2 separate regions of the Homo sapiens genome follow, and region 1 is linked to region 2. The links are chromatin contacts, found by Hi-C or POLR2A ChIA-PET in ENCODE. All regions are on one chromosome and are shown on one strand. The core of a region is the stretch at or near the end of the contact, and the rest is flanking DNA. Distances in the headings are between cores, read along the strand shown. Region 1 overlaps LOC105376197 (a long non-coding RNA gene). Region 2 overlaps ABCA1 (ATP binding cassette subfamily A member 1).

What was found. A loop is a pair of places that touch in the nucleus more often than their neighbours do. ChIA-PET counts read pairs that join two places held with the same protein, here RNA polymerase II (POLR2A). Pooled maps may share reads with other maps.
Region 1: a loop to region 2 is called in a map of dorsolateral prefrontal cortex, with 4 times the contacts of the local background. The contact joins two enhancer-like sites. A Hi-C loop is called at or near these places in 10 of 168 maps with a recorded cell type or tissue (CD4-positive, alpha-beta memory T cell, Calu3, MCF 10A and 7 more) and 19 of 50 pooled maps. POLR2A ChIA-PET finds 5 or more read pairs at or near these places in 1 of 52 experiments (OCI-LY7).

What each region holds. Positions count from the first base shown.
Region 1 is chr9:105,152,846-105,158,867 of GRCh38, forward strand. It overlaps LOC105376197 (a long non-coding RNA gene), which reads left to right. Exons shown (of 4, transcript XR_930205.3): 4 at 2,039-2,096. Among named protein-coding and RNA genes, the nearest start is that of SLC44A1, 89 kb to the right of the region's middle. Within about 2 kb of position 4,491, at least 7 of the 41 ENCODE cell types and tissues checked have a DNase peak (open chromatin) inside an H3K27ac peak, as active enhancers do; they include dorsolateral prefrontal cortex, where a contact is called at or near this core.
Region 2 is chr9:104,807,619-104,813,643 of GRCh38, forward strand. It overlaps ABCA1 (ATP binding cassette subfamily A member 1), which reads right to left. Exons shown (of 50, transcript NM_005502.4): 28 at 4,956-5,104; 29 at 3,182-3,306; 30 at 1,848-1,946. Among named protein-coding and RNA genes, the nearest start is that of NIPSNAP3B, 47 kb to the left of the region's middle. RefSeq lists an enhancer at 3,210-3,504. Within about 2 kb of position 3,278, at least 14 of the 41 ENCODE cell types and tissues checked have a DNase peak (open chromatin) inside an H3K27ac peak, as active enhancers do; they include dorsolateral prefrontal cortex, where a contact is called at or near this core.

The DNA of each region.
Region 1 (6,022 bases), core at 3,241-5,740, 350 kb after region 2:
AGACTAAGACAGGTTATTATAAAGATTAGGGATTTATTACGCAAAGCACCTGATACAGTTCCTGGTTTTTTTTCTATTTACTCCTCTCGTTTCCAGAAAGATTTAAAGTGGCCTAAAAAGTTACCTACAATTAAGTAAATAAATTTAAAATAAACATGTAAACATTTTACAGCAAAAGGGAAACAAAAATATTTAAAAACACAGTAAACAGGCCGGGCACAGTGGCTCACACCTGTAATTCCAGCACTTTGAGAGGCCAAGGCGGGCGGATCACGAGGTCAGGAGATCAAGACCATCCTGGCTAACATGGTGAAACCCTGTCTCTACTAAAAAATACAAAAAAATAGCTGGGCGTAGTGGCGGGCGCCTGTAGTCCCAGCTACTCAGGAGGCTGAGACAGGAGAATGGCATGAACCCGGGAGGCGGAGCTTGCAGTGAGCCAAGATCGCACCACTGCACTCCAGCCTAGGTGACAGAGTGAGACTCCGTCTCAAAAAAAAAAAAAAAAAAATACAGTAAACAAGGAGTGAGTTACAGCATCTCATACATGGTAGACATACAATTAAATGTTAGTTGTTGGTAGTAATAGTTTGTATTAATAACATTAGTTGTCACTGTTGATGTCATCATCTCTGCTGAGAGGATTCCATTTATCTTTCAAATTCAATTCATCTTTCAAATCCCCTTCTGGGGTCCAGCCCTATTAGATAGCAAATATGATGTAAAAACCTCAAAAATTAAAACTGTGGTATAGGTATATGACCAGATAGACCAATAGAACAGAATAGAATGTCCATAAGAGATTTCAGTTTATGATAAAGTTGCATCATATATATGCATAAAGTACAGGATAAAGTTTAGTCTATAATAAAGTTGCAAGATTTTGAAGACCTCACATACAGAAATAGACATTAAGGCACAAAGAAGTTAAATAACTTGCCAAGTTCATGCAGCTAGTAAATTACAGAACTGGGATTTGAATGTAGGCATTCTAATCCAGAGTCCATTGTATTAACCACTAAATGATAAAATGTTTTTTAAAAAAGCAAACTACCCATCAGTAAGTATAATATGCTACATTTGGGGAGGAAGAAAGAAACTTATTTATGTTTGCTCATGTATGCACACAGAAATTCTGGAATGACACACAAGAAACTAATAGCAGTAGTTACCTTTGGAGAATGTGGAGATGGACAAAAGGGTAATGGGGATATATATATGTGTGTGTATATATGCATATATATATATGTGTATGTGTGTGTGCATATGTATATACATATGTGTATGTATATATATGTTTATAATTTTTATGTTATACATTTGAACTATATGAATGTATAATCAGATTCAAAATTAAAATAAATACAAAAAGAAAATGCTTGTTCTGAGCAAGCCTTTTCTGACTCCCCCAAGCAGAGTAAGCTCACCCTTTTTTGGGGGTGGGGGTACACAGTATGACTCTGTCACCCAGGCTGGAGTGCAATGGTATGATCTCGGCTGACTGCAACCTCCGCCTCTTGGGTTCAAGTGATTCTTGTGCCTCAGCCTCCCAAGCAGCTGGGATTACAGGCACACACCACCATGGCCAGCGAATTTTTTCTATTTTTTGATAGAGATGGGATTTCGCCCTGTTGGCCAGACTGCTCTTGAACTCCTGGCCTCAAGTGATCCACCTACCTCGGCCTTCCAAAGTGCTGGGATTACAGGTGTGAGCCACCATGCCTGGCCTACCTTTTACTCCTCTCTTTGTTTCCAAATGGATTTACAGTGGCTTAAAAAGTTACCTACAATTAAGTAAATAAATTTAAAACAAACATGTAAAAATTTTACAGCAAAAGGAAACAAAAATATTTAAAAATACAGTAAACAAGGAGTGAGTTACAGCATCTCATACACAGTAGCCGTACAATTAAATGTTAGTTGTTGGTAGTAATACTTTGCACTAATAACATTAGTCATCACTGTTGATGTCATCATGTTTTCTGGCACATTTTATGTTTCACTGTCTTTATTTATGTTCCCTCTCTTGTTCACCTAGATCCTCCAGCCAGTCTGCAAGCTCTTCCAGGCAGGATTCTGCTTCTTTCATTCTTTTATCCCCAGCACAGAGTGCAGTCCCTGACACGTAGCAAGCATCCAGTACATGGGGAAGTGGAAGTGGGAAAAGAGAAGCAGCAGGACCAACCAGCCAAGTTTTGTGGTATTAGCACTCTGGAAAAGGAAACTGACTAGGACCTTCATGTAATAGTGGGAGCTTGGAGAGGAAGTGAGGAGGGAGGAAAATACAGCAACCCTTGCAGAAAAGGTGTACCTAACCCAGCTAGGGCAAAAGGGTAAAAGGGGTACTGCAGGCTGCTGCTAATCAGGGGAAAATGAGGAAGGTGAACATTCAGCTGAGGAAATGGTAGGAGTTTAGCCCGTTCCTGGAAAAGCAAGAAATGGAGCACGATACTAAGACCCCAGAAGAGAAAGACCTCCAGCACAGGAGATTCAGCTGAAGACTCTTTGCTCCTCTGATGACTGAAAATGGACCAGGGAGCATGTGAAAGACTGGCATTGGAGGAGACTCTCAGCTGGTATATGCTATCTATACTTTTGGTCTGTTGCTGTCTGTTCACTGAAACTCTTTGCATACACTCATCTGAAGGCTGAAGGGAGATAACACACTGGGTCAGAGATGTATTTTCCCCAGCAGAGTAAATCTCCAACTCCACAGGCAAGAGATCTGGCCCACTCCAGTCAGATCACCCACACCCTCTACAAAGCTGCATTTCTGTGGGCAACCGTGTGAGTCCTTAGTAGAATTCACAGGAATATATTGCATTATTTAATGTGTTAATCATCAAAACTGCACAGATTCTATAGAACTTATTTTAGAAATACAGATAAAATATGTATAAGTTAAGAGAAACAATGTCTGGGATTTCTTTCAAAATAATCTAGCCCAGGGCCCAGGCACGATAGCTCACACCTGTAACCCCATCACCTTGGGAGGTCAAGGAGAAAGGATTGCTTGAGGCCAGACCTGGGAAACATTGTGAGAGCCTGTCTCTAGGAAAAATTTAAAAATGAGCCAAGTGTGGTGGCATCTGCCTGTAGTCCCACTACTCAGGAGGCTGAGGTGGGAGGATGGCTTGAGCCTGGTGAGGTCGAGGCTGCAGCAAGCCATGATCGTACCACTGCACTCCAGCCTGGGAGACAGAGTGAGACCCTATCTCAAATAATAACAGTAATCATCATCATCATCAACATCATCTAGACTAGAGAGGAGAAAAGTCAGCATGCATTGATGAAACAAGATTCGCCATGTATTGATAATTTTTGAAGCTGGGTGTGGATACATCAGGTTTGTTATAAAGTTCTTCCTACTTTTTTGTATATGCTTTACATTTTTCATAATAAAATGTTAATAAAAAATAGTTTTCGCGGGGCCCAGTGGCTCACGCCTATAATCCCAGCACTTTGGGAGGCCGAGGTGGGCAGATCACCTGAGGTCAGGAGTTTGAGACCAGCCTGGCCAACGTGGTGAAACTCTGTCTCTACTAAAAATACAAAAATTAGCTGGGTGTGGTGGCTCATGCCTGTAATCCCAGCTACTCGGGAGGCTGAGGCAGGAGAATCGCTTGAACCCGGGAGGCAGAGGTTGCAGTGGGCCAAGATCATGCCACTGCACTCCAGCCTGGGCAACAGAGTGAGACTCCATCTGGAAAAAAAAAAAAAAAAAAAAAAAAAAAAAAGAGTTAAGTGCTGACCCAGGCCTTCAGGTAGCCCAGGATTATATTTTATGAGGCATATATTTACCCATGTGTTTTTTTTAGAATTATGCTTCATCAACTTGATAAGATCAATTATTCAGGGGTACTCTATCATCCTTCTGCTTGGTCTCTTTGAATAGTGGGATTACTGGTTATTATTTTTTCTTTTTTATACTTTTCTGTATTTTCAGAATTTTTTAAATGAGTGTCTATTGCCTTTATAGTTAGGAAAATCAATAAAGCTATTTATTATCAATGTGGACTCATGTATTTTTAATTTATAAAATGGATTATCACATTATGCATTATAATAAACCTATTTGAAATTTTACATGTGACAGGAGAGTATTTATTTCTACCCCACAAAGAGTAACAAAATAATACATAAAAATAAGAAGTTTGGATTGTCCAAACAGTAGCCATTAAGAAGAGAATGTACTTTATGTTAAGGATGCTTCTCCCTAAGAGGCAAGCCAGTTAAATGAAAAAAGTAGAATCCTGGATAAATATAGAAAATGTTTGCAGAAGGAAATTTTATTTCATTGCCTCAGTCCTAAACGGCATTAGCAAATACTGCAAAGTAATGAAGGAGGTCATTAAGAAGGAACTAGAAACGCCTTCCAATGTTATGGAAGAAATTCTGACATCTTAATTATATTCTGCCACCTAGTGACAAAGGAAGATTAACATACTTGCTTAGCCCGGCTACAACAGCAGAGAGGCCTGCCCTCCATCATCTGGACACCAGAGCCATGGCCTGACTGCCAGGGCAAGCCTGATCCTACAAGCGCTTGGTGCACAGCATCCTCTCTCTGCTTCTGCTCACAACTCTGGGAGACACTGCAAATATGGTCAAAAGCCACGGAGCTGTTCAGTCTGTGGCTGACAGACTTCCTATGGAGCCAGGTCTACCCTCTGCCACTCAGCACAGTGCACTGGGAACTTTGCTGTCTCCTGCCTGTTGCTAAGGACTTCCAGGGAGAAACAAATTACGAGACTAAAAAGGCATGGCTCACATTGGGCAATTTCATCCCTAACTTCCACTGGACTTAAAAAGAGGAATAAATACAGTGATCCCCTTACCCTGAAATGGGATAACTTTTTTATTTTTATTTTTATTTTTTTTTTTTTGAGACAGAGTCTCGTTCTGTCGCCCAGGCTAGAGTGCAGTGGCGCGCTTTTGGCTCACTGCAACCTCCGCCTCCTGGGTTCAAGCAATTCTCCTGTCTCAGCCTCCAGAGTAGCTGAGACTACAGGTGCACATCATCACACCTGGCTAATTTTTATATTTTTAGTAGAGACGGGGTTTCTCCATATTGGTCAGACTGCTCTGGAACTCCTGATCCCAGGTGATCCAACTCGCCTAGGCCTCCCAAAGTGCTGGGATTACAGGCTTGAGCCACCGTGCACGGCCTGGCATAACTTTTATGCACAAATCTTTGCGATTACACGAGGTGATAGGCACAAAAACTATTGATTCCCCCAATATAAATTGGGGAAGGAGTGGATGTTCTCAAAGCGCATTCGGGGCAGCCACACACCACCTGGAAGAAGCTTCGGGTCTCGTGGATGTGGCCCAAGTGAAGTGGTGGCCCATCATGCATTGCGATGGTGGGTAGGCGGGTAGGGGCGGGGCTAGGGCCGGAAGTAGAACTGTGGCCTCCATGGCCACTTGGGACCCCAGAGGTTCTATGCAAGAAACATAGACTCACCGTGATTCTTTTTTTTCTTTTCTTTTCTTTTGTTTTCTTTTCTTTTCTTTTCTTTCTTGTTTTGTTTTTTTGAGGCGGAGTTTCACTCTTGGTTGCCCAAGCTAGAGTGCAATGGCATGATCTCGGCTCACTGCAACTTCCACCTCCCAGGTTCAGGTGATTCTCCTGCCTCAGCCTTCCGAGTAGCTGGGATTACAAGCATCTGCCACCATGCCCAGCGAATTTTTGTACGTTTAGTAGAGATGGGGTTTCGCCATGTTGACCAGGCTGGTCTTGAACTCCTGATCTCAGGTGATCTGCCCGCTTCTGCCTCCCAAAGTGCTGTGATTACAGGCGTGAGCCTGCCTCCCAAAGTGCTGTGATTACAGGCATGAGCCATTGTGCCCCGCCCACTATGATTCTTTAGAGGCTCTTTGGGGTCTCCTCTGTGCTTCTGTCAGCAGTTTCAGTCCATTTTCCCAAGAACATTGGTGATAACAGCAGTGACATTTAATAAGGAAATTGATCCTGTGTAGAAACTTCATGGACAAGATTAGAGAATACAAATCTAAGTGA
Region 2 (6,025 bases), core at 2,028-4,527:
TCCTGTCCAACATGGTGAAACTCCATCTCTACTAAAATTAGAAAAATTAGCCAGTGTGGTGGCACATGCTTGTAATCCCAGCTACTCAGGAGGCTGAGGTAGGAGAATCACTTGAACCTGGGAGGCAGAGGTGGCAGTGAGCCAAGATTGAGCCACTGCACTCCAGCCTGGGCAACAGAGCGAGACTCCATCTCAAAAAAAAATAAATAAATAAAATATATATATATACACACACACACACACACACACACACACACATATATATATTATAAATATATATTTTTAACTATTTCTTATTGTTTTCTTATGTATTAAAAATTCAAATGAAGTTTTCCAGATTGATCTCTAATTGTCTCCTTAAAGCACCTGAACTGACCAGAAAAGTCACACTAAGACGCGCTGCCCTCCTGAAGCTTACACTCTGAACATTCAAAAGGGGATTGGCTGAGACAAATTTAAATACAGCTGAGACATGCTCCTGTCAAATTTCCTTCAGGTCCACCATTTTTTTGCAAAACCTAAAAATTTGAATTTCAGTAAGAATTGTAAGGATAAAGGCTCTTCCTTCCAACCACCTCCGGCAGACTGTAGGTGGGGCTCAGACATCATGTTTGAACCCTCTGATGTCAGGGCCGGGCCTCTTTTGTCTCTATGGGCTGGCTCTCAGCCCAGTTCTGGCTCCTACAGAGCCTTCCTAAGCTAGCATCAATCCATGAGTTCATATGGTTCAGCTGGCCAGTGATGAATCCAGATAACTATATTATCATCTCATCTCATGCTTCTATCTTCCCTACACAACCTTCATGTGGAAAATCAAAGGCACCATGAAATCCAGATAGGCCGTGTCTGTGTCCTTCTCTATCCTTGTCATCTGGTTATTTGGGAACCAATATTAGCTGCTAGGATTTACCACCCATTATGTACTAAGTACTAACAAGTATTTAGTAACTATCCAATACTAATTAAGAACAAACAAGCACACAGTAGCTATCCATTTAGAAATCTGCTCTAGAACCTTGTATAAACAGGTTATCATGCTCACTGTTCTGTGGTGTGCAGAGTCACCTATCTTCCCATTGAAACTTGAAAGTCAAGTTTGCCCCCTCTCCAATTCTCCAGCACCTTCCCACCTTGCCATAATTTTTCAGAGATCACTGTTGTTTCATGACCTCAGCTGAGATTCTGCCTAAACCTGGAAACACTAACCCACCTCTACCAGCCTTGAGCACGGCCTCATAAGATCCTCACCTCTCCACCATCTTCACTCACAGTGATCTGGTGACCTCCCTTCCCCTACACTCACTTAAGGGTCATATGGATGCTTCACTGAATTTATTTATCCACTGCTTACTTTTTAAAAGGGGGTTTTGAAGGAAAGTACAATAAAAATATACAATTTGAGAAGAAGAAAGTGTCCCTTTTTATAAAAATTCATATGCCATCTTTTCAGATTATAAAAGCGAAGAAGCTGATAAGCAAAACCTAAAAATCATATATAATGAGAGCCTATTGAAGCACTTAAGTACAGGGGCTGGGAGAGAAAGAAAGGAAAAGCATTTCATCAGTAAGTGTAAAGTGCTATTTAAATTAAATATTAAGGTTCTAAATCAGTAAACAAATGTCTGTAATGACGTGCTTTGCACGGTGTTAGAAGACTCTCCAAACGTTTGTTCCTAGATAATTTAGTTCGGTTACTACCTTCGCTTTTTGTAAATAAAACATAATAATAATTCAAAGGGCAAATGCTGGCGGTCACAATGTGGCATGCAGTTGATAAATGCAGCATATTAGAAATCAAACCAGGCAACAAGCACAAGAAGCCTGCTTATGGCTAAAGTGGCACTCACGGGATTGGGTTTCCTTCCATACAGCGGGTCCCGAAGCCAGGGTCTTTGGTGAGGGCGTTTAAGAGTTCCAGGGTTCCCGTGTCCTCAGGAGCATCATTGCTGTGGGTACATGAGAGGCAGCCAGCTTAGTAATTCATTAAAACCAGTAATCGAGAGATAAAAATGTTTTTATAAATTAAACATTTTAGGAAGCATTTCTCTGTGACAGGCTCTTAAAACAGAAATGAACAAAACACAGAAACCACCCAGAAGGATCTCAGACTCTGGCCCTGTATTCGGCATCAGGGTGACGTAGAGCACTCCAAAGTGGAGCTTGTTTTAAATGGGCTGTATGTATAAAGGTGTGTATGTGTACACACATGTACATACACATATACATTTATATATTTTTTTTAATTTGAAGAAAATCAACTCATTAAGTATTTCAAAAGTGCTTTCACAATTATCCCTTTGGCACAGACAAGCAGGATTTTCCAAGAAAGGGCAAGAAAACTTTGTACTCTTTGCATGCACAACTAGAAAGCACAAAAATAACAGGCACAGGTCACAAACACATGCTATGTTCCACAACTACGGGCAATACAGGGTCAGCAGCCGGAAAGGAAAAAATAAAGTAAACCTGAACTATGTAAGAAGAAAATGTGGGCTTAGAGAAAAAGAGGCCAATTCACATTACATATATATATATATATATATATATATACTTTTTTTTTTTTAAATGCTTCCCTTTTGTATCACTGACACAGTTCCCCCATCTACAGGTCTACAAATCTTTCAGGACTGAAGAAAGCTCCTGCTAACAAGACCCAGAAAAATCCTTTGTCCTTTTCTTTGATTTAATGTATTGTTACAGAGTGGGGGATATTTTTATCTAAAGAACAAACACTACCTAACATCCCAAATATAACAGAATAGATAATAATTACATGAATTATACTTTGCAGAAAACAAGTCTCTGGAGGTTCTATGCTTTGACAGTGTGCCCTGTGACTCAGTTACAGAATTAAAACACAGCTCCACAAATCCAAATATTTTATAACTTAATCATGGATTTTTGCAAGGGTGGATTATTTCACCTAAAACACATGTGGCTGTTCCTGACAACAGTAGGATGAAGAGGAGAGAGGCTGAAAGGCTCAACAGAAGACTGGCCTATTATTCAGGGTTAGTTCGCTGCTGTTCTATGCATGCAGTATTAGCTTATACAGGGACCTGAGCCGCAGCAGTAAAATTCATTCCACCGTGTAATTCTGAAGTCCATTCCCTTGGCCCTCGTAAACATCTTTGGTCTGCTCGAATCTTACCCCCTCCTGGGATGTAGAAGACAAACATACCTGACAAATGTGTACTGTTCGTTGTACATCCAGGGCTGAAGTTCCAGGCTGGGGTACTTGCCAAAGGGTGGCACGATCAGGCTGAACACAAGGGCAATGCAGACAAACACAGCTGGCAAGACAATCTTTACCCAGGCAGTGGAGGGGGCAGGGGGACAGCAGGAAACGGCAAGTGTTAGAAACAAGGCCAAGGGGCAAATCCCTACGAGTCCAGCCCACCTCCCCGACCAACCAGCACGGCAATGAGGAATGCAGGGCCTATGACTGTGCTGCACCAAGGCATTCTTGGCAGCTGGGAAGCAATGGAGCCTGAAAACTAAACCTTTTCTCTGGCAACACAAGGCCAGAGGTTATGGCCACCTGGCAGAGGCACTAAGCCAAGAAGTTCACGAAGTAAATAGTGCTCACATTCAGGGTGACTCAGAACACTGGGTCCTGCCCTTCCTCCTCCTGAAGACTGAGAAAGACTACATTGGGCCATGAACCCAGGACCAGGAGCCAGAAGTCCTGAATCCTGGTTCTGTCTCTAGCACAAGTGTACCCATGTGAAGTCACGCTCCCCACTGGCCTCAGTTTTCTCATTTTAATCTGAGGTCTGAGAACACATGGCCCATTCAAATCCTACACTATAATAAAACCAACTCTACAGCAACGGCTCCAATCATGGACAACCATAGTCATTATCTCCCATGATAGTCTCAGAAAGAATAAATATCCAATTCCTTCTTCAACCTCCTAAGACTTTCTACCATATCTTCTCTGAAAAAAAAATGACTTGGGTATACTTTATAAGTTAACCCAAAACTCCTTCCATTTATTGCTGAGAAATGTATTCCTTATAACCTTAAAGATTCAAATAATGCCCCCAATTCTAATGTTCTGGGATTTCAATGCAGAAAATTAACATTGAGTGAATAATTCTGTATAACAACTACTATAATGAGAACTATCTCTATGTTGTCATTATTTATGGTTGTGTTATCAATGGTCATCATCAACAAACAAAGGTAACTGAGGATCAGAGAGACTAAGCAGCTTGCCCAAGGTCATATAGCCAATAAGTAGCAAAGTCAGGATTCAACTTGAGCTCTGTATGCTCCAAACTCCCGCTCTTAACAATATCCACATCATCAAATGAAAGACTCTCTGCAGACCTTTTCTCTATATTTCTTGATTTTATAGAGTGAAAAAATTTAACCTTTCTAACTAAGCAAGTTAGCATGCAAACACTGACATGCAGACAATAGTCTAACAAGTCTTCTCTGTTGGCCAACTATATTCTGACCTATCTTTTCTATCAGTTTGAGTTAAACATCAACTCAGAGAAAAATCATGTTTCTAATAAATTCACATGTCAAGTGCATCTGGGCATAACAACTCTCATGTTATGACAGCTGAATACACCCAACCAGTTTTTCTACACTTTGTCCTTTTTATGTTCTCCTCCAAAATAAAAATAACATATACACACACAAAACTAAGCACTTACTAATGTCAGGCCCCATTCTAAGCACCTATTCATTTTTATTTTCGTAACAACCCTGTATTGCAGGTAATATTATTATCCCCATTTTACAGATGAGGAGATTGAGGCATAGAGAAGTAACTTGCCAGCGGATACACAACTGGCAAGGAATAGAACTGGGATTGAAATACAGATAAATCTGGCTCCGGCATCCATATCTTGACCAGGATGCTATCCTGCCTTCACTGGTCACAGAGCCTGCAGCCCACCCATGAAGCCAGAGTCTCTGGCGAAAACAGCACGTCTCACCTGAGCAAAAAATCCTTTCCGACTCCGTCTGGCAATTAGCAGTCTCTTCCACAAAAGGGCCACAAACTGTTGCTGTGTAAGTTTCCAGCCTTTCACCTGGTAGGACCCTTTGCCATCCATCCCACTGAGCAAGTCTGTCTCTCTGGATTCTGCAAGAAGCCAACACTGAAGGTCACCTATTATCTTAGGTGTTTTCGGCATTGCCATGCTCCTTCTTCTGGTGTCTTCAACAACTATCTTGAAGGCATGTGTCTGAAGCTAGAAGTTTCTCAGAAGTAAAGGGCTTTCATGACAAAGCTATGTCCAAGGAAAAGCTTGACTCAAAATGTCTAACAGTAGCAGTCTCTGCCTTTCAGTCCTTGTCTGATAAGTACAGAAAAGAAAGGTGTCTTGAGACAACTGAAAAGAGGTGTTCATGCGTAACCAGGTGTTACAGCCAGCCATTCGGATGAATCAAGTCATCAATTTCTTATAGACTACTCTATGAAACAGGCCATGTACGTAGCTTGACATATTTGAGAATACACAATGGCAATTAGCATCTCAGCTTCTCACCCTATTATATTTTGGTAAAACGTGGACACATTTCAAATGATCTAAGTACTGATACTGTATGAAGTCAGGCAGTTATATATAATGTAAGAGCCATACACTCTTTGAGCAGGGGTGAGAGAACTGGAAAGTTTTCTGTTCCTAAAAATTTTCTAGAAATCCTTGTCCTAAACTAATGATACCTAACTGATGTGCTTTTACATCTTAACAATATTTGTTTGATGTCTTAGCTCTCCTCTCCATCTCAGTTAAACACACAAAGACACACTCATCCAAAATATCTAATTCTTTTTTTTTCTTTTTTGAGATGGAGTTTTCACTCTTGTTGCCCAGTCTGGAGTGCAATGGCGCAACCGTGGCTGACTGCAACCTCTGCCTCCTGGGTTCAAGCGATTCTCCTGCCTCAGCCTCCCAAGTAGCTGGGATGACAGGCATGTGCCACCACACTCGGCTAATTTTTTGTATTTAGTAGAGACGGGGTTTCACCTTGTTGGTCAGACTGGTCTCAAACTCCTGAC